4 separate regions of the Homo sapiens genome follow, and regions 1, 2 and 3 are each linked to region 4. The links are chromatin contacts, found by Hi-C or POLR2A ChIA-PET in ENCODE. All regions are on one chromosome and are shown on one strand. Each heading gives the region's core, a stretch centred on a gene start or an enhancer-like site at or near the end of the contact. The rest is flanking DNA. Distances are from core to core; before and after follow the strand shown. Region 1 holds the start of LINC01991 (long intergenic non-protein coding RNA 1991). Region 2 has its middle 58 kb from the start of LINC01991. Region 3 overlaps IL1RAP (interleukin 1 receptor accessory protein). Region 4 has its middle 41 kb from the start of TPRG1.

Evidence for each region. Hi-C counts contacts between places; a loop is a spot of excess contacts on that map. ChIA-PET counts read pairs that join two places held with the same protein, here RNA polymerase II (POLR2A). Pooled maps may share reads with other maps.
Region 1: a pooled map shows a loop between it and region 4 (4-fold over the local background). The contact joins the promoter of LINC01991 here to the enhancer-like site in region 4. A Hi-C loop is called at or near these places in 3 of 168 maps with a recorded cell type or tissue (CD4-positive, alpha-beta memory T cell, CD8-positive, alpha-beta T cell and naive thymus-derived CD4-positive, alpha-beta T cell) and 9 of 50 pooled maps.
Region 2: a loop to region 4 is called in a map of ovary, with 4 times the contacts of the local background. The contact joins two enhancer-like sites. A Hi-C loop is called at or near these places in 2 of 168 maps with a recorded cell type or tissue (CD4-positive, alpha-beta T cell and ovary) and 8 of 50 pooled maps.
Region 3: a pooled map shows a loop between it and region 4 (5-fold over the local background). The contact joins two enhancer-like sites. A Hi-C loop is called at or near these places in 3 of 50 pooled maps. POLR2A ChIA-PET finds 5 or more read pairs at or near these places in 2 of 52 experiments (Panc1 and activated CD8-positive, alpha-beta memory T cell).

Annotation. Positions count from the first base shown.
Region 1 is chr3:187,972,397-187,977,702 of GRCh38, reverse strand. LINC01991 (long intergenic non-protein coding RNA 1991) reads left to right here and starts at 1,296. Exons shown (of 3, transcript NR_135538.1): 1 at 1,296-1,377.
Region 2 is chr3:187,915,556-187,920,874 of GRCh38, reverse strand. No RefSeq gene overlaps it. Among named protein-coding and RNA genes, the nearest start is that of LINC01991, 58 kb to the left of the region's middle. RefSeq lists an enhancer at 1,438-1,617. Within about 2 kb of position 1,359, at least 7 of the 41 ENCODE cell types and tissues checked have a DNase peak (open chromatin) inside an H3K27ac peak, as active enhancers do; they include CD4-positive, alpha-beta T cell, where a contact is called at or near this core.
Region 3 is chr3:190,617,247-190,622,651 of GRCh38, reverse strand. IL1RAP (interleukin 1 receptor accessory protein) reads right to left here. Exons shown (of 12, transcript NM_002182.4): 6 at 2,212-2,377. Among named protein-coding and RNA genes, the nearest start is that of LINC02013, 79 kb to the left of the region's middle. Within about 2 kb of position 3,896, at least 2 of the 41 ENCODE cell types and tissues checked have a DNase peak (open chromatin) inside an H3K27ac peak, as active enhancers do.
Region 4 is chr3:189,128,835-189,133,789 of GRCh38, reverse strand. It overlaps a transcript of TPRG1 not described here. Among named protein-coding and RNA genes, the nearest start is that of TPRG1, 41 kb to the left of the region's middle. RefSeq lists enhancers at 1,281-1,350, 788-1,987, 4,576-4,955. Within about 2 kb of position 1,274, at least 23 of the 41 ENCODE cell types and tissues checked have a DNase peak (open chromatin) inside an H3K27ac peak, as active enhancers do; they include CD4-positive, alpha-beta T cell and CD8-positive, alpha-beta T cell, where a contact is called at or near this core.

The DNA.
Region 1 (5,306 bases), core at 47-2,546, 1.2 Mb after region 4:
TCCTTCCAGCCCTTTTCCTTCCTCCCCAGAATAGCTACCGTCTCAAAGATGTATGCGTCTGTCCTGTCCATGTTTGGTAGATTTACTCCGTAAGTATGTGTACAACACAATATATAGTATTACTTCATGTTACTAAAATTTGCATGAATAATATTGATTATTCTAAAAATTGCTTTTGTATTCAACATTATTATTTTAGATGTATCAATATTGATACGTTAGTTTCAGTTCACTCACTTTAAATTTGATATAATATCCCTTCATATGAATGTATCACAATTTATAAAGCCTTTTCCTACTAATGAACTTTTAAATTACTTTTTTCTTTTAAAAACAATTCTCTTAAATACAAGGCTTTTTATGTAGGTATGCAAGAGCTTCTCTTGGTTGTATGCAAGAGCTTCTCTTGGTTGTATACCAAGAGTGGAATTGCTAAGATATAAGGTCTACTAAACCTCAAATTTGATAGATATTGCCAAATTTCTATCCAAAATGGCTTTTTTTCATTTACAGTCCTATCATCAGTGTCTACATGTTTTGTCATTGCTTTATCATGTCAAACATTTCATGTTGTCCGACTTTTAAAATTTTAGCCAATCTGATGGGTCTGAAATGGCATCTCCTAATTTTTTATTTTGCATTTCTTTGAGTATCAGTGAAGTTAAGCATCTTTCCATTTCTTTTAGGATTATTTCCTTTTCAGAGTTTTCCTTGTTGATATAGACTGATCATTTATTTCTATGTTTTTTTCTCCTTATGGATGTGTAGAATTTTCTTCCTCCTGTGTTCTGGGTACTAATCCAGTTACATAAATTGTAAGTGCATTTTCTGCATCTGTGACTTGCTTTTAATTTTGTTCTTTGCCCAGTTATCCTTCTCTCGCAAGCCATTGGCTGCCTGCTTGTGCACACACTTGATTTTTCAGATCATAGCAACTACATGGTAAAAATGGCTTGGAGGCGTGTTTTGAAAAACCTAGGTGAATAAATGTTGCTTGCTCTAAATATCTGTAGTAGGATATGGAATGTGTTTTTACAAGATAATCGGTGAAGGACCTGTTTTGCTTACTCAAGGATCTCATTTGCTAACACGATTGTGTGGTGAAAGCAAAAGAACCAGGTGTAAGTGGAAAAAACCTTAGTCATTAAGAGTTGTTTGGGCTGCTCAATGGTGAGTATCAGGGGTGACTGGTTTCCCCCTGCCATGATGAATCCTGGCATGATTTGCCTGGCTGTTTTGACATTTTGTAGACCTAGCATATGTGGGAGGGCACTTGAAAGACGTCTCATACTCAAGTGGTCTCTCCTCTTCCCATACACACCTTACGGATTCTTCACAGGGTGTGATGATGGGAAGCCTAGACACGCTTATCAGAAGGTAGGAAAAAATGGTGTCTTGGAAGTGCTTGTAGCTTTCCAATGAGGGGAGTCACTTTAAAGCTTTGTTTATCTTTCTGTGCCTCAGCTAACCCCAGAGGAAAATCTTAGCTCAGGACAGGAAGCTCAGAGCACCCAAAAGGATGACTACTGCAGTGCAAGACTATTTATGTCTGCCTCTTACATATCCCTCCGTGTTCTCCCCCAGGAGGCCTGGGCTGTGCTGCAGCTCCAAGGAGGCCTGCATATATCATCACTCCCTAGGAAACCAAGGGGTATGGCAGAAACCGAGCTCTGGGATCAATTATACTGGTAAAACTACAAAGGCAGGGGGTGAGCCAGAGTGTTGTGGCTTAGGAACAACTTGCTGAAAAAAGACTTGATGTTCCCAAGTAGAACCCTGTGGCCCCAGGGGAGGTGACCTCGGCTGTCTGGTCAACCAGCCAGAGTGCTAGGTCTCAGAAGCCAGGACACACCTTCCGTTCCAGTTGACTCACTTGAGTGGCAAATTCTTTTCTCCCTCACAATCCTCTCATCTTCAAAGGGAATTCATTAAGCCCCACCATGCCATCGGCACTTGGCCAGGTGTTATACTGGCCCATTAGGTGGACACAGGCCGTAGCCCCAGGGAGCATGCCAAATGAGGTGGAGGGTGGCAGCTGTGACCTAGTGACATCCCCTGAGGTGGTTTTGCAGCACCTTCTATAAACCCTCCAGCTGTTTCAAACTATTTGTGTGGGGCTTTCCACACAAGCTGTGTTCTCTCCCGTCCCCTTGCTTTAGTTCACTCTTTTCCTTTTGCTTGGAATGCTCTTCCACTCTATCTGTCAATGCACTCAAATGCCCACTCCTGGATGGAGACTTTCCTGGCAACCCCAGGCAGAATTAGCCACTCCCAATTCTGTGTATTCTCATAGCACTCTGTATCATTAATATAGCACATGCCAATCTGTGCTGGAATCATCTGCTTATATGTCTGTCTCCCTAATGGACTCTGAATTCCTTGAAGATGCATTCTGCGACTTATCCATCTTTGTTTCTTCAGCAAGAATTTGGTTGGTGCTTAGTAAATGTGTGCTGAGTTAAATGCAGAAAGGGACACAGCTCATGATTTTATCTGATTTTACCTTGTGGTATAACTGGAAGCAGGTCACGTCTGTCTGAGTTTTAGTTTCCTTTTCTGTAAAATGGGTGGGGGGAGGATACATTAGAAAATGGCCTCTAAGAGGTTTTCTGGCTCTACTGTCTATGATTTTAAAATTCTAGTCTCCTATTGAAAAACCGAGAGTTCATCATAACTCTTTAAAGACCAACATGTTTTCGTTTACATGTATCAAAGAGCCTGATGTTCCCTTCCCACCTCTAGTCTGCCACCTATAAAAAAAGTTGTGTATTGCTTAGCAGTTTGCAAATTTTCTGACTGAAGTTTCAAGAGGTTTGTGGGATTGATTGATTACAGGAAGCGTGTAAATTTTATCTTCCCTGGGGAATAAAATTGTGGGACTAATTGATTCTTTTAAAGGCTTGTATTTTCTGGTGATTTTGTCAGCCTGGGTACATGTGGAAAGGGGTCTTGTGTAGCTGCTTGTGGCATCCCTGTGTCTCTCTTCTCACCACAATGCAGGCGTCACTGCACGTGCCACACCTAGTAGTCTGTGTCCCATGAGGCCCATGCTTTTCCTAGGCTACCTCTCTGCCCCTTGAGTTACATGTTTGGAAATTCCTGCATGGATAGAACTGAGTACCCCTCGCCTTCTGAGAACATATTTACAAGGTGCTAATAACACCTAACTATGATCTTAGAACTAGTCTACATGGTGAGTCAGACGGGGCTTATTTTCGACCCATTTTTCAGATGGAAGTAAGACACAGGGAGGTGAAATGACTTGCATGAGGTCTCACAGCTAGGAAGGTCTTCTGGACCTGGCTTAATAAAACCCAATGTTCTTAATTTCATCAACTCCTTTAAAAATTACTTTGATTGCTGCTTTCTTGATTGGCTGCTCTCAGGCCTCTTGGCTGATGAAACCAGAGGCAGGTGAATTCTACCAGAAGGAAAGAAGGGGTTCTAACCCACTACTGATTTTGTGGGACAAAGTGGCTGCATTCATTAGTGAAGGGGGAAGTCAGATTAGTTAAAACTGTCCATTTGGTGGTTTCTATCATTAGCATCTCACTATGCCAGTAAATGAGCTGTTGAAGCCTGAAGTAGGGGCTCCTCCTGAAAGCTCGAGAGGATTCCAAAGCTGCTGGGCTCCGTGGAGGAACATCCAGGAGCACATGGTCTCCATGTTCCCTTTTTTAACTCTACAAAGGCAGCTAAGAGGGAGCGCAACTTGTTACTGCACATCTCTGAGTGTCAGTTTTTCTATCTGTGAAATGGGGATAATAAATCCTCCCTAGCTTACCTCAGAGGATGGCTGTGAGGGTCACATATTATGATGGAGGTGGCAGTGCTCTAGAATCTGAAAGTGCAGGGCAAAAATCAGGTAATATCATTTGCTCTTGTTATTATACTTTTTTTTTTTTGGGACTGAGATTCACTCTGTTGCCCAGGCTGGAGTGCAATGGCACAATCTCAGCTCACTGCAACCTCCACCTCCCGGGTTCGAGGAAATCTCCTGCCTCATCCTCTCAAGTAGGTGGGATTACAGGCACCCACCACCACACCTAGCTAATTTTTGTATTTTTGGTAGAGAGGGTGTTTCACCAGCCAGGCTGGTGTTGAACTCGTGACCTCAGGTGATCCACCCACCTCGGCCTCCCAAACTGCTGGTTTTACAGGTGTGAGCCACGGCGCCCAGCCTTGTTATTCTACTTTCATAACTGTGAATGATCTTAATGAAGGGAAGTAAGCCCAGCTTGATAGGTGTTTCCTAAAAGTGGCCCGAGGTGACATTATGTGGGAATATATGGATCTATGAAGTATGAACGATGGCAGTTTTTGCCCTAACCTACCCATCAGAACACTGGAGAAGACTCAGGTAGATAATGGATTCAAGGGCATTGTTAAATGATAAAAATTATCATGATGATGACTTTTTTTTTTCTCTAAGGTTAAGGATATCTCTTAATAACTTGAAAGAAATGTACTCAAACCCTCTCTGATGCTATTTTCGTCATGGCCCTACCTCATCTTGGGAGTAAAGCGTTCCACTTGGCTGAGAAGTAGGAGAGGGGCTGGGTCGGAACTCATCTGCTCAGGTTTTCTTCCTCATACCATTCGGATGCTCTTTTTGAGTCAATGGCTCTAGCTTTTTGTAATGATCTATAAGCTTCTGGCTCCTTTGGCTCTAACTAGTCCCTGAGGATCAATTCCCTTTCCAAAGAGGGTGGGTTTTTTTGTTGTTGTTGCTGTTGTTTAATTTTCTCTCTTTTATCTGGGGAAAAAATAGCCACTGTCATAGACTGTAAAAAAAAAAAAAAAAAAAAAAAAGCTGCTTTTTGGGAGCCTTAAAAATATTTGAAATAAATAGGGCTCAACCTTAACTTAATAATATCAAGTGAAAACATACATACTTTTTATTACCAGAGAGAAGTAGAGGCAGCTTTCAATATACGGGACATGCAATGGGATGTTACACTGCAAATAAGAAGATAAAACTAGAACAATAGCGAGAAAGCCAATGTGTTATGTTCTAAGGCTTGGTGTAGTTACTGCAACTGAGCATGAAATATAAACTGAGCTTCCTGGCAGGCAGGACAAAAAAGTAAACATGATGACGTACATAATATTCTTTTTCTGATTGAAGTATGTGTCCTGATTATTTGAGAGACATTTTTCCTAATATTAATTTTGAAAAGGAATGTATCACTGAGTACATTATCTGAGTATATTCATTAGAAGAGTAATGAATATGTCTTTAGCAAGAGTTTTACATCTAATGAAAAAAAGTTCTTATATTTCCATCTCATTCCTTGTTTTGAACT
Region 2 (5,319 bases), core at 110-2,609, 1.2 Mb after region 4:
TCCATGGAGTACTAATCTCATAAGATCCGTGTTCTAGGGCCAAGTAAAGAGGAATGTTGTGTATCCATATTTCCTCCCTGTAGATTTACATTCAAAGGCTCTGAGAAGGGCTGTAGCAAAGCAACCTGTTTCATTTGGAATAATCCTGCTTTTTTTTTTTTTTTTTTTTTTGAGACGGAGTCTCGCTCTGTCACCAGGCTGGAGTGCAGTGGCATGATCTTGGCTAACTGCAACCTCCGCTTCCCAGGTTCAAGCAATTCTCATGCCTCAGCCTCCCGAGTAGCTGGGACTATAGGTGTGCCCCACCACACCCAGCTAATTTTTTTGTATTTTTAGTAGAGACGGGGGTTTCACCATGTTGGCCAGGATGCTCTCGATTTCTTGACCTCGTGATCCACCTGCCTCTGCCTCCCAAAGTGCTGGGATTACAGGCATGACCCACCGCACCTGGCCAATCCTTCTTTTTAAAAACTTATTTGATGGTGGTGTCAATTTTTACCTAAAACTACTGTCATCCTGGGAACTGATGCTCCGTGGTGAACACTGTGGTAACACTTTTGGGCAATTCCAAGGATGACACATAGACTCACAAAATGTTAGAACTGAAAGCAACACAGAATTTAATGCCATTCCCCCACTTTTTGAATAAACTAAGCAGAGGCCTGCAAGGGTTATACCAAAGTAATGACCAACAACCATTAACTCTGACCTGCAAGAACTTGAAATTTTAAAATGTCAACAAATGACTGTGTAACATTAGGTCATGGATTATGATGTAATATTATATTATACATAAGGTTAGACAGCAGTTACAAGAATACTGGACTTAGAATCAATAAAGCTGGGGTCTAATCGGAGGCCTCTGGCTCTGTCACTGTCACTGCTTAGGTCCATCTTTCTACTTTTGTTAGTGTTGTGTGCCCCCATCTCTAAAATGGGAAGAATAATGCTTGTGTGGCTGATCTCAAAAGTTCCGGTAAGAATCAAGACAGAACGAATGTGAAAGTGGTTTATAAATTGCACTGTGATATGTAGGAATCTTCCTTCCTCCTAACATATTGATGTTACAGCAGCATCAGGAGGATGTGAGTATTTTCCATTGCTTTTCTCATTGTGAGGGTAGTTTGCATGAATCTGCCACAGACTCCATCTTTCAACCACTTTCACTGTTTAGTGAGGTGACTGGTTACCTCAGCGAGCCCTCAGCAAATCTAGTTACCCCCTTGAGTGGAATGCTGGATCTGTGATCTTACACACACCTGACTAGCAAGGGAAAGCAGAAAGTTATGAGCAAGGTGAAAGTCTCAGCAGATTTTTGGACATTTGACTTCTAGTACTCACAGACACCTATGAAAAAAACAAAGGCTTCCGAATTTTGTGTTGTTAGGACTCAAAAAGAAGAAGAAAAAGAAGAAGAATTCAATAACAGTCATCACCAAAAGACAGAAAGAGAGGAAGACAGAATGTCTGCATTGAGAAAATCTTGGTATCTTATCTCTGGGATGTTATTGATGATCTGAGTATAGTGCAAAATCTTAAGTGAAATGAATTGGTGGTTTCAGTTCCGGATATGGTATGCAAAGAAAAAAAAAATTTGCTCTTTGAAATTCAACGCTTCCTCGTCTGTGCTTCAGGAAGCCACACGCCTGATGTTGAGCGTGGAAACTGACTCATTTCTAGCCCTTTGAGATTAGCCTCTCTAGCCCCCAGACTGTGGGCAGGATCTGGGCCCTAATGGGAAACTAGAATTGGGTCTGTCCAAACCTGGAGGAGAATCAGACACAACCTCATCGGATGCACATCTCTTTTAGGGTACTCAGCCTCCCAGAAGTTTCTGTAGGCAGAGGACCTTCTATACAAACTATCTCCAAAGCTTTTCAACTTGTAATTGGCAGTAGGTAGGTTGCCTGAAGTGGCAAAAAGCAAAAATACAAATACAGTGCTTACCAAGCACTTATCTTCAGAGTCGTGTTAAAGTAAGCTGGCCAACTGCCCCCCACTCCTCCCTTGGTGGAACAACACGTCTCTGACACTTTCAATTTAAAGACTCACATGTGTTTTCTCACCAACAAGCCCTAGGGAGTAACGAAACTTTCTTCTCCTTGACTCTCCCAGCAATCTGTTGATTTGGTGTCAACAGGTATTACAGGTATCTGTGTGTCACTTAGGCATTACATTTATTTAGAAAAGAAAAGTATGTTAGAGACTGGATGTCTCCCCCTGCCCCATTAAACTGACACAGGGAACCCCAGGATGACAGGGAGTTCAGATCTTCTAGAAGTGACCACTCCAAGCTTCAAGCTTGACCCTTTAGACCTTAAATCAGTGGTTTCCAAACTTTTTGCATACCCTCCCAGTAAGAGAAATAAACACTTGAAATGGCTTTTTTGCTTAATTCTGATGGACACATTAAAAAAACAAAGCGTTTGTCTAGAGGTAGTGAGAAGAATGCTGATTTAAATGAGAAGACAATGAGAGGCAAAGTGATGTTGGGGGCGGGGTGGGGAGAACAACTCGAGACTTGGCCTAGGGTCAGAAGATCTGAGTTTACTAACTTAATCTCACTAAGCCTCACTTTCCTCATCTGTAAAGTGTGAATGCTAATTACAAAATGAGATCACATATGTGAAAGCGTTTGCCTTATAAATGGTAAGGGATATGCAAAGGTTCATAGCTATTACTATGTATAAGCTTTTAAATATTAATGATTAATTTGTGTTAGAAATGAAATTTCAGACTTCATCATAGAATAAGGTTTAATCTTTCCGATTTTCTTATCTGCAAAGTTTTTATAAAACATAGTTGTCCGCATTATTGATTTATTTGCATGCCACTTACTTTAAAAAAGGATTTGAAGTAACATATACTGTTAGTCACAGAAATTACAGGATCATTAAAACACAGATGAAAGATTAAGACCTTGTCATGAAAGGACAGCTCGAAGAAAAAAACACAGAATAAGAATAATTTTAATCAAGCATATGATGTGATTTTGAGCTTCCCAGCAGCTTAGACAAGAAAGGAACATGCATTGCATTTCACAGCCCTCTTCCTCTAGTAAAGGAAGAATAGCTATGGATCAAGGGGGACCCAGCCCTTTCTAGCCCTAAACTCCACAAGAAATGTATCATGTGCAACCTTATATAAGAAATATCAAAAATAAATTGGGTGGTATCTTCAAACCGAAATGTAGCAAAGATACTATTCAATCTGACCACTAGGCGAGATTTTCCTTTGTGAATCAGTGCTTGCCTTCCCAGAACTAAACAAACAGCAAGATGATTAATATAAGGAGCAGGCTGCCTTAAAAAAAAAAAAAAAAAAAAAAAAAAAAAAAAAAAAAAACGAAAACAAAAAAACAGAGAGAGAGAGAGAAAGAAAAAGAAACAGAGCAGTGAAAATCAGAATGCCTGCCCCAGCCGGCTGGGGCGTGTCGCTGTCACCATTCATTAGGGGGTGTCAAGAAGGCGAGGCAATACGTGAGGTGCCTTGCACAAGGTCACTTGGTGTCTGTGAAACTGACTCTGCATTCTGAGTTCCTTAATATGATTTTTTAGGTCACAGTGTTCTAGGCAAAGCTCCCTGTTGATGTACATCTCTCATGCAAGATTTAGATCACCTCTTTTCGGGCAGAGCTCCATGGAAACACCGCCCATGATTTCTGAAAAGGAGTCTGATTGGGCCCTGGTGATACCCGGCTGGAGTGGACAGTGATCTCTGCAGTGGACACATTGCTGGACTGTTGGCAAGGCTACAGCTACCAGAATCTAGTCCTTGTAGGCTATTATTATTCTAATGCCATAGTAAATTCCTGTTTATCCAAAATGGCTAGGAAATGGGGCATTCTGAGCAATGGAAAATTCTGGTTCATTGGGTTACCCTCCATATCATTTACTGATTCTTGGTTTCAAAATAAGTAAATTACAACACACTTTGCTAATCACTAAAATGATAGTGGGTATGATTTAAGCTTTTTTTTTTATGATCCATAAGGTACTTCAGGATCTATTAGCACCTAATACCATTGTTAAGATCGCGACTTGTCATTTTCAAGGATTTGAGGTAGAAATGCAGGAGGTGGGGACAATTGGGCTGCATCAGTATTAACTCCCAACCAGATCGCTGGAACTGCTGCTGCAGTTGAGTTGAATCATTTCTTCCTTCATACCAGTTTGTTGGCAAGTGAAATAATAAGCATAAACATATTATCATAGTGCCTGGTATAGAGTAAGTCATTATTTTGTTATTATTTTTTTCCTCAAGAACATCAGGGGAAAGAAGAAAAGAATCGAATTCTTAACTAGCCAATTTGGTGTCTGAACAAATTCAATTCATAGAGCATTAGTTCTGACAGGAACCACGAAGAAAATATGCCTAATTTCATCATTTTCTGTAAAAGATAATTAAGGCCCAGAGAGGGAATGTCACTATAGCCTCATGTCTGTGAGGGGTTAGAGTTGATACTAGAACCCAAATATTCTGGGGCTAAGACCAGGGATCTTTTTAGCAGACCAACTCTTACCTTTATGCAGAGTTTCTGCACAGCAGGAAACAGAGAGCTGGAGGAGAAATGGCCTGTTTGCTCGGGGACTCTAGGAACTTACCCTATCAATACGGTTTGAAGGTCATCAAAGTCCCCTTCTGTACAAAAGCCCTGGCTATGACTCCAAAACACTTCACAGGGTAAAGGATTAATGAAGTCCCCATGATTCAGTCAAAATGAAAACTTTTTAAAAATAGCAAAGAGTCACACAACTCCCCACATCTGCAAGAGTAACTTTTTAAAAAGTCACCAAGACAGGTTTAAATTCCTAGCTTCGTCCTTTACTTTGCTTATGTTTTGAAGCTTGATTCATCCCTAGTTCTGTCTCTTACATACTTTTAAAGATAAACTTGTACTCACTTAACTTCCAAATTAATTTACTGTAAACTCCTCCCTCTGAAGGAAGAGGAAGAAGGAAATTAGTGATTTTAATGCTGATTGCATTTTTGAAAGGACTCAGTTTCTCGAAAATGAGCTTCTTTGTTGGTTAATAAATGTTTTCTCTGCCTTAGTTTCAGATTCTGATTGTTCTCTTTTCCTCTTGCCATTCTCTGAGCTCTCCTTCTGCCTTTGATCATGGGCCTGGAAATCTGCCGTTTGTACATGAGAAAAGAGAGGGCTGGGATTTCCATTACCTTCCAGAGTGCAGAGGGGACTATCGCATGAAATCTCTGTGAGGGACCAACTCCTATAACTGCTGCCAGAAGGGTGCTTTTTGATATCTGGCCTTCTATATCACATCTTTATTAACTCCAGGAGACTTATTTTCAGAGACA
Region 3 (5,405 bases), core at 2,647-5,146, 1.5 Mb before region 4:
ATATTTTCTATAATAACAAAGTAAGGGTAAGTAAAAGGTTTTCCTGAGTTTTGTGAGCAGTTATACCAAATCACAGAACCTGAGGAAGAAGTAGTAGGAATCTTAAGTTTGTAGCCAACTCAGGCAGAGTTGTGGGTAACGCGGGAACCTATTGCTTGTGACTGGAATCTAAAGTAGGGGGTGGGGCAGTCTTTTAGGAAGGAGTCCTTCACCTGTGGGGTCAGTGCTAACTCTGGATAACTGGTGTCAAATTGAATTAAACTTTAGGACATGCAGTTAATGTCCTCAGAAAAGGTGAGAATTACTTTGTATAGAAGAGCCACACATTTAGTGACAAAAGTGTTTTGAGCATAGAAAAAAATAGTTTTTGCTTTACAAAGAAAAAAATAAAACATACTAAATACCCTCCATGCTTAAGGTCGGATTGCTTAGCAAAGCTTTCCAAAGCTTACATGAGATAGATGTCTTATGTTGCATAATACCTAATTGCTTTCATGCCTTAGTCAGTTGTTTCTTCTCTCTGTATTTCTTCACAACATTACCGAAAGTGTCTAGTATGGAAGCTGGTTAAATAAGTATTACATTAATGAGTAAATCAATGGAAAATTCACAATCATGATGTTAAGGCCGGCACATTAGTCTACTTGATGACTAGTTACCAGTTGAATGTTTGTTTATGAGATTGCTGCTCTTTATAATATTCAGTACTCCTAATTTTTTAAAAATAATACATTGAGTAGAGTTTTTAGTATTGTCTTCAAAAGTATGAGCTCCAAAGATTTAATAACCAAGTTCTAATCCTGATTTGGCCATATATTAACCATATAAAAATGCAAAAGCAAAGTTACTTGGTTTTTCCTAATTTTTGAAAAGCTAATTTTTCATAACTCTAAAATGAGGATAATTAAAACTCATATCGCAGTTTCACTATGAGAAATAAACTAAGGAATATATATTAAGGATATGCTACTGGCATATAATAAATACTCAACACTTTGCAGCTTTAAAACAACAAACTTGTGTTGCTTGAAATTTGAGAAAGAAGCCCCCAGTGCCCAGATCTGTCTGTGAATTTTTAAATCTGTTAATCAGAGTGACAAAGTATGCTTATTCCCAACTTCCCCAAAATGCATACTTTTAAGCACATATATTAGAAACAACTGCTAAGATGAATATAAGGTTACATTATTCATTTGACTTTTAAAATTTAGTCTGTTTTTTTCTTATGAATTAATCCCCAACTCAGCATTATTTAGAAAGTAAGCAGAAAAAGAACAGAAGTGATTACGACATTGTTTGAATACTATTTGCACTATATGAAAGGCTGTTTGTAGCTAACTTATACTAAATCATGTCAGACCAGTAGAAAAAGCCCTGAGCAGAGACCTGGGATCTAGAATTACTTCTTCAAGTAACTCACTGAGTGTCTCTAAACAGGTTACTTCTTGTCAGTGAGCCTAATGTTTCCATCTATTAAAAGATGGGGTATGACAAAACAATACCCAGAGATGCTATCTTTTTTAATACACTGGACACAGTGGTATTTAGGGGTAATCCCCAAAAGCCATATATCCTGACACTACTTCTCTATTTCTGGGTTTGCTAGGAGTTTGTCAACTCTGTCTAAGAATTGCCTTTCCCACTTTCCTAGTTTCTCACCCCCTATTCTCTTAGTGCAAAATAATGGTTGAACATTATTGCCAGCAAATACCTTCAGCAATAGGTACAGCAGTTTCAGTATGTAGAAAAATAGAGTTTACTTAATCCAAGTAAAACATTCTTTTGACAAAAGTGTTGCACTGAGTCTCTATTGCTTGCCTGAAACTGCATTAATACAATATGAATATTTTTTTAAATATTCTCAATCAATTGCAGTTCCAGAGTACAGATAAAGACAGGGACCTTGTTCAACGTCATGTTTCTAATAAGTGGCAGTGACAGAATTTGAACACAGATCTGTCTGGTGCTCCTTTCCCTCCCCAAACTACCTTTACTTCATTCATTTATTCACATATTCATTCAGTTGACCAACAGTTACTGAATGCTTACGATGTGCATGGAATTGTTGAAGGCTCTAGAGACAGTACTGTAAACAAAAAACATGAATCACTTTTCTTATACAATTTACATACTAGTGTGTAATAAACTATTAAAAACCATAACAAGATGATCACATGCTTGTTGTGTGTACTGGACACTAATCATGCTTACCTACTACCTTTACAGTCAGAGTCCTGGTGAGATGAAACGTACGTCCATTTTCTGGATATGTAACAACACATGTGTAATTTCCATTATTTGAAATTAAGGCAATGAGGAAACTCAAGTTCATACCTTCGGGTATTACATTATTAAAATTCTGTATTTTATAACAGCCCTAGAAAAAGTAAAAAAAAAAAAAGTTTACTTTTTAGATACATGCATAGAAAACATACAAACACACGCACACTCACATCTAATTTTGCACAGAACACCGAAATATTCATGCTGCAGTTTTTATAAAACTATTTTGGTCAAGTATTTGACAAGATTTCTGCGAAGAATAAATGAAACACCTGTCATTATCTTTTCTGATCATGAGAAATTAAAATTCTAAACTAAAGTGTGACTTCAAAAACACAGGCTTCCTGTCTCAGGATCAAATTCTGGGCATCCTATGTTGATAGTAAAGCAAAGTTACAGTTTTGAAATAATGACTAAGGAAACTTGAGCAACTGCAAGACCTGCTATTTAGAAAGCAATTCTTTTTCTTTTTATAATATTTCTTCACTGATTATATTAATTTGGGACTCCAGTCACTCCGTCTGATAATCTAGGCCCCAATTTAGATGTCTGATTGGCATTTTTAATCACCCTGTTGTTTCCCTGTATCAGATATTTCCAAACTGTTTTGCATTTTTCTTTTATTACTTTTTTTTTTTTTTGAGATAGGGTCTCATCAGTCTGTGACCCAGGCTGGAGTGCAGTGGCGTGATCTCAGCTCATTGCAACCTCAGTCTTCTGGGTTCAAGCACTTCTCCTGCCTCAGTCTCCTGAGAAGCTGGGAGTACAGGTGCGCGCCACCATGCCTGGCTAATTTTTGTAATTTTGGTACAGATGGGGTTACACCATCCTGTCCAGGCTGGTCTTGAACTCCTGACCTCGTGATCCGCCTGCCTGGGCCTCCCAAAGTGTTAGCATTACAGGCATGAGCCACCAACTTTATCCCATTTTTATAACTGAGTATCACAGATTTCAGAAACTAAAAATAAAATATCTTCATGGGCCTGATCAAGATCTAGGAATGTATTTCTGCTCCTAATTCACATTTGCATATAACTGTTGACATTTAAAATTGAGAAATTGAACTATCTCAGTCCACAACTATCTCATTCAACATATCTAGAATCCTGTTTCAAATTCTCAGTCTCACTATTTGGCTAAATTATTACTTTTTGCTGTTTTTGAGAAAAAAAATCAATACACTATCTGTGACAAAAATATATGTTGAACATTTACTTTTAGAAAAGCTTTTGTTTTTCTTTTAAATATCAATAAGTCACCTATGACAAAAAGATTAGGTTATCTCTAAGGCTTTTTACATCTTTAAATTTCTGGGAGTCTACTACTAGCTTGTAACTTCAATTTTTTTTATTCACATATTTCATCTTTAATGTTTGTATGATTAAGGTTTTCTTCAATTCCTGGAGCATGTACTTTGAAATATGACAGTTACATTGAGGCACATTTTGTAATGCTTTGTCACAGGAAATGTGTATTTTAAGAACAGCATTGAACTTCCATTTCATGGAAAAGATCATCAAGAGGAAGCTACTATAAGCTTGGGTAACGTATTTTTTTCAACGCAGCTTCTCCTGTAAGATAAGCAATACTTGTAGACACTTGTCAGGTCAGCAAACGATTTCAATATCCTTAGGATATCACAAAGGATAAGGTCTCAAAGGCCTGTATTCTTATAAGTTTATGTCAGATTTGGTTTGAATTGAGTTTACAGTATCAATAGAACTATTTTATTTTTGTGGTACTTTTCATTTAAACAGTTCAAAGGTATTTCCCCCTCATTTGTTAGCTTAGCTATTCTGAAACTCCTGTGAAGTAGACAGATCAGACTAAATACGCTGTAATTTTATAGACGGAAAAAATGAGACAGAGATATTCTAGATAACACAGTAGAGAGCTGAAATTCAGTTTTCCAGAAAGCCGAATAACGGTCTTTCATCAGCTTCTTAACTAAGAATGAATACCTCTCCTCAGCAGTGAGTTGAGGCTATAAAAAATTATACTGAGACATGCACTTAACATATACTCTGTCTCGTCTGATCCTTATTCCAAACATGTAAAGTTTGTAATGCTTTTACCTCCGTTTTATAGATGAATGAACAAGGCCTAGAAACGTTAAGTAACTGTCAATGTCATACCACCAGACAGTGTTAAAGCTGGAATTTGAATTCAGATCTACTTGTTTCAAAGTCCTTGCTTTTAATTTCACCTGATAGTGTCTCTTCATTCCATATAGCAGCCCTGAACCTGTGCCATCCCTGGAGCCAGCCTGAGTGAAAAGCGTGATGTGGCTCTATCACTTAAAACAGGCTAATTCCTGCAATCAGTGGTAAACTGAGGAAGCACACTTTTGAGGATGAGAAGTCAATTATTTTTACTGAACTTGTCAACAGTATTTCCTTAAGAATGTGATGAAAGAAACTTTTTATAGCTGTTTCAAAGCTATTAGGCCTAAAACATTTTAGAAATAAAGGGAATATTTTACATTCTAATACGTGTGTGAGGGTAATTCAGGGCATTGTTACACTACAAATGTCTATGAACATTAACCTGCTGTGTGTCTGGTTAGCTCTCTCTTTCTTATCAGCAACTCTGTCTCTAGACCCTTCACAACACATGTACCTGAGACACATAGGATAATTTTAAACATAATAAACTGTTGATAAAAATAAAACCTGAAAATGTTATAATGATTTCAAAACCATTTATTTGGAATCCAGAAGAAAACAAACATAAAAAAAGATTTAGATTCTCCAAGAATAGGAAACTTGCTTTAAAATATAAGAAATGAGTGAACAGTAAGTGAATTTCCACAATAAAGCAAACACTTGTCTGACTAGAAGACAAACAATCCTAGTTGACCCATTAGTTCCTCATTCTGAATTCAAAAGAGAGAAGTTAAATAGAAGAGCGATTTTTCAACCATGCTATGGTTGCTGTGGCAACCGACCACAACATATAGGTAAAGAACAACACAAGAAATGACTTTGGGATCTTTCAACTGAAACGAATCATGTGGGGAGGGGAAGGGTGCAGTGGAGGAATGTCATGATGAAGTAAGAACAAGTGTTTCCATTCAAGAAACCAACAATGTGTAAAGAACTGTGTGAAGGCACCAAAATGGA
Region 4 (4,955 bases), core at 25-2,524:
CTCTCCTGTAGATCTTCTCTTGTCTAGCTCGAGATGGAATGCTGTAAGTGAGGAGCCATGTGTTAGTTTGTTCTCACACTGCTATAAAGATACTGCCTGAGACTGGGTAATTTGTAAAGGAAAAAGGCTTAATTGACTCACAGTTCCACAAGGCTGAAGAGGCCTCAGGGAACTCACAATCATGGCAGAGGAGAAAGCAAGGACCTTCTGCACATGGTGGCAGGAGAGAGAAGTGTAGGCAGGGCTTATAAAACCAACAGGTCTTGTGAGAACTATCACAAGACCAGCATGGGGGAAACCACCCTCATAATCCAGTCACTTCCCTCCCTCAATACGAGGGGATTACAATTCAAGATGGCATTTGAGTAGGGACACACAGCCAAACCATATCAGGCCAAAATTAATTTCTTTCCTGAACTGTGGCAAGAGGCTTCTAACTGATCTTGATCTTGCTCCTTTGCCTTTTCCTCTCTGGAGTTGGCACTATTATCTTCCCATAACGTTACTACTTCTTCTCTCCCTGTCTCCCTAGCACACAGCATAAGACTTCAAATCTTCATCCTGGCATTCAAACTCTTTCCAGATCTGATCCCAGTCTCTTTCCAGTTTTATTTCTTCTACTTCCTTATTTGTATGTTACATTTCAACCTAAATTAGACTCATTGCTAAATCCTGAATACACACAGGCCTTTCTTTACACTAGTCTCTCCTCTGGTAGACCATTCATCAAGACCCACCTCTGTTTTCCTTGCACCATCATGGTATCATGTTTTTCCTGTTTTCAGTACATATTTCCGTTCATAGTGTCATGGTATGTGTACTGGCCCCGCTTCCTCATTAGAAGGTCCTCATGTTGATTATATCTCCATCCCCCACAGAACTTAGCTCAGTGCCTGGAAACAAGTCTCTTCCAGAAAAAACTAACTTACATTATTTGAGGAAAAATAGACATACTACACTGGAACTGAAGACCATCATACTAAAACTTTTTAAAATAAACAGCTTTGGCTAAAGATGAAAGTATTTCCATGCAGCTTCAAATCAGATTTGAGTAGCTGATTCTCCAGACAAACGCTAGGAAAATTGTTTTACCTGTTTTCCCGCCTGACAGTTCAGTGGCCTAAGTTGCTTTGAAGTCTATAAAATGGCCAGTATCTCCAATCTGAGCAATGTTTCCTTTCCAGACAGGAAGACTGCTGCTAAGTACAGAAGCCACGCTTGTTTTTGCGGTCGGGCTGCAATGGTGACTCATCCAGTAAAGCCAGAGACTGTCTGTTTTGATCTTTCACTGTTCAGAGACTCTTTACAGTTGTAATTTGCTTTCTTTCTCTCTCTCCCTCATCACCTCTGGTGACTTATCAGAAGGGTCGCACACATTTGACAAACGGAACCTGTATAAGGAGAGAGAGAAAGCACGCGATCAAACACGCTTTCAGCTAACGCCCAGGAATAGATGCTTGTGTTTACAGCTCTGATGATAGGGTTCCAGTAATGACTTGGCCTTTTTCTCCTTGATTGAATATTCCCTTGGGCCTGCCAGTCCAGGCTCCTGTTATTTAATGAGGACATTGGAGCACAACATCAAGATGTCTGCAAAAATGACCTTTCTTTTGGGCTCACTCCAAATGCAAAGAAAAGAAGAGACCAAGTTAGACAGGGTGGTTCTGGAATACAGCTTTGGAATTTGTCCTTTTCCCAGAAGTTCAGAATCAGGGAGTCGTGCACTATCAGAGCCAGAGAGAACCATGGAGATGATCTAGTTAAAAGTTTCATTTTTCACATGGAGAAACTGAGGACTAGAGAAGAAAAGCAAGTTGCCATAAATCACATAGCAGTCACAGCAAATCTTAGTTAGTATTCCTTTGAATAGCTTGAGACAGAAATTAACCATTGGCTAAACGTTGGCTTTAAATAAAAAAGAAGCTTTCCTTAGTTTCTCCTGAGTTATACTGTGGCACTATTATGCTCTCCTTTTCCTTCTCAAGGAGATGAGAGACAAGCAGCACAAGCATAATAATATGCCTCTGGCTATAAGTTCAATGTCTCACTCTTAGCTTTGAAAGCCAATATAGGATAAGGATAAAGGTCAGTGCTGAAGGGTCTTAATGAGGACAATCTCAGAGGTCCCAGATCTGCCTCATTCACTGTGTATCTGCATTTTGGCTTCACCTGCAAAATGGGGGATTCGTTTATTGACTGAGCATTCTTAGAAAGTTGAAATGAGAAAATATGATCAGAAAGTGCTCAGTAATATAAAGTCCTACTGCATTTGTGAGAAGAATTATTATTATGTTATCAACTGCTATCTACATGGTCTTGTTTCCTTCAAGATGGAGATTTTATATTCTCAAATTATTGTAATTTTGCCTTTTAGTGAGCTTTTTTCTAGACAACTATATATATATAAACACACATATAGATACACGTATATACACGTATACATATACACACATGAATATTTATATATAATTCCAACATTAGAATGTATCATATTTACATAATATCTTAAATGATATTGCCTTTTTGTAATGTATAGAAGTAACTCATTAGGGATTTCTTTAGCACCAATTTAAACACTGAAGCCCAAGTTGGAATCTCCCTGAGCCCTCCCATCAGTGAAATTACTACATAATCGCTGCTCCGATTTAAAACATTTTTTAGAGTAAAAGGTAAGATTATTACTAATTATGCTGCCAAAAAGGATAAATCTGAACTGTTCTGGGCAAAGTGGGACATACGATCACGTTACTTAGAGTTGTGCAGAATTTTAGGTATTTTACCGGCCAGAGGTAACATGGCATGAGGTAAAAAGTACACATCTCATAATCAGAAGTTTTGGATCCTAGCTCAAGATCCACCATTGTTAGCAAAAATCACATATGGCCCTGAACCTCACTTTCCTCTTCTCTAAAACGCAGGTCATTCCCTGCATCTCAAACTCAGGTTATGACCTGCATTTGAGGAAGAATGTAAATGAAAGCCTGTTATAGCTGGAATATATAGCTCTACTGTTGGATTTTTTAAATAGTACTTTCAAATGGATTTTTTTAACAGACATTGGTACTCTTCACATCACATTATGAGTGTGTCCTAAGCAGTTCATATTCTGCCAGAATATATAAATGGTTGCTTGATAGTAGAGCCCTCACACTCACAGAAGGGAATCTACATTTGCCTCTAGTTTCATCCTATTACAGTCCATGTCAAGGGACTATTGGTGTTCTCTTTCATGCTGTTGTTCAGTTTTATTAACTACTGGTTAAAATAATCTGCTACGTTTTGACCATGCCAGGCCATTTTCCTCTGATAACATTTGAGTTACTGAGATTATACCTGTAAGGTCCATTTTAGGCCAGTTAAGAAAGCACTGAGAATAGAAGTTTAATTTTTTCAGGTACTACATGTAAGTTAATTCACCATTTCCTTAATGAGGAGCAATGTTTGAATTCTCTGAAGCCTCATAATCTCTCCCAGGCAGAAAGGAATCATGGATCCTAAAGACAGTCAAAATAGTTATTGTCTAGTTGAGTTCTTCTTTCTATAAATTATGAGAAAGATCTCATGGTGCTTATAACCCAACATACTCGGTACTATGCATGTGCCTAGAACCCATGGCACATGATGTATGTGCCAAGATCTGTACATACATCATGATCATCTGGTTGAGGATATTCTATATTACTCAGAGCTGAGCTTGCCATGAGTGCTTGATAACTGCATTACAATTCACTTATCATTGCCATAGTCATCAACATAATCATTTATCAGTTCAACATTCAGCTGAGAAGTTTTATTATCCCTCTTATGAAGAGTACCTTAAGTATTATCTTTGATTTATCAGCCTCCATGAGATTTTTTGTGCATTTCTCTTTCCTTCACAATGCCTAACACAAGGCCCTGTATAGAAGTAAATGTTTGATCAATGTTAGTAAAATAAGTAAAATTATTTTCATACTCCTTCCACTGTGCACATGAAACAATCATAACTTTACCATAGCTCAAAATCCTATACTTTTTTCTTCATCTGTGCTTTAGTGAAAAAAGCAATAGTCTTGGACTTAAAATAACTGAGCTTAAATAAGGAGTGAAGCGACAACTCTTTCCAACAGAGAGTTTCAGTTAATAAATATAGAGAAAATGAGGAAAATAGAAAATGACCATTACAACATCATAATAACAATGGCAACAAGCAAGATCCACCACAAGAGGCTAAAATTAGTTAATGAGGGAAAGTTTAAGTATAAACAGCATATTTTTATAGTCTCAAGTGTCACTTCTCAAAATATTTAGTAATAACAAAGGGGGAAACAGCAAATTTACAGTGGAAAAATCCAGCAGATGCCATCTTAACCAAGTGATCAGGGTTAATGTCACCAATAATATATATCAACATAATATACCTGGTATCACAGCCTGAGAAGGACGCATCCCTGCTGTGGTATCTTTTGCAATACCTTCAGTATAGTCCCAAGAAAAGATCAGAAAAACCAAAATTGAAGGACATTCTACAAAATAACTCATCAGTACTCTTCAAAAGTGTCACAATCATGAAAGAAAAGGAAAAACTGTGAGAAACTGTCACAGATGGCAGGAGACCTGACAACTAAGGCAACGTGGGACTCTGAATTGGAGCCTAGGAATAAGAAAGGACATTTGTGAAAAAATTGATGAAATATGTATAAAGTCCATACTTTAGTGAATAGTACTAAAGTTAATTTCTTAGTTTTTAATCATTGTTCCACGGGTAGATAAGATGTTAACATTAGGAGAAGTTGCTGCTGCTGTTGTTTTTGTTTTTGTTTTTCCTGAGTCTAAAATTATCTCAAAATAAGAAGTTTAAAAGATAACTGAGTTGGGCCGGGTGCGGCAGCTCACGCCTGTAATCCCAGCTACTCAGGAGGCTGAGGCAGAAGAATCGCTTGAACCCGGGAGGTGGAAGTTGCAGTGAGCCGAGA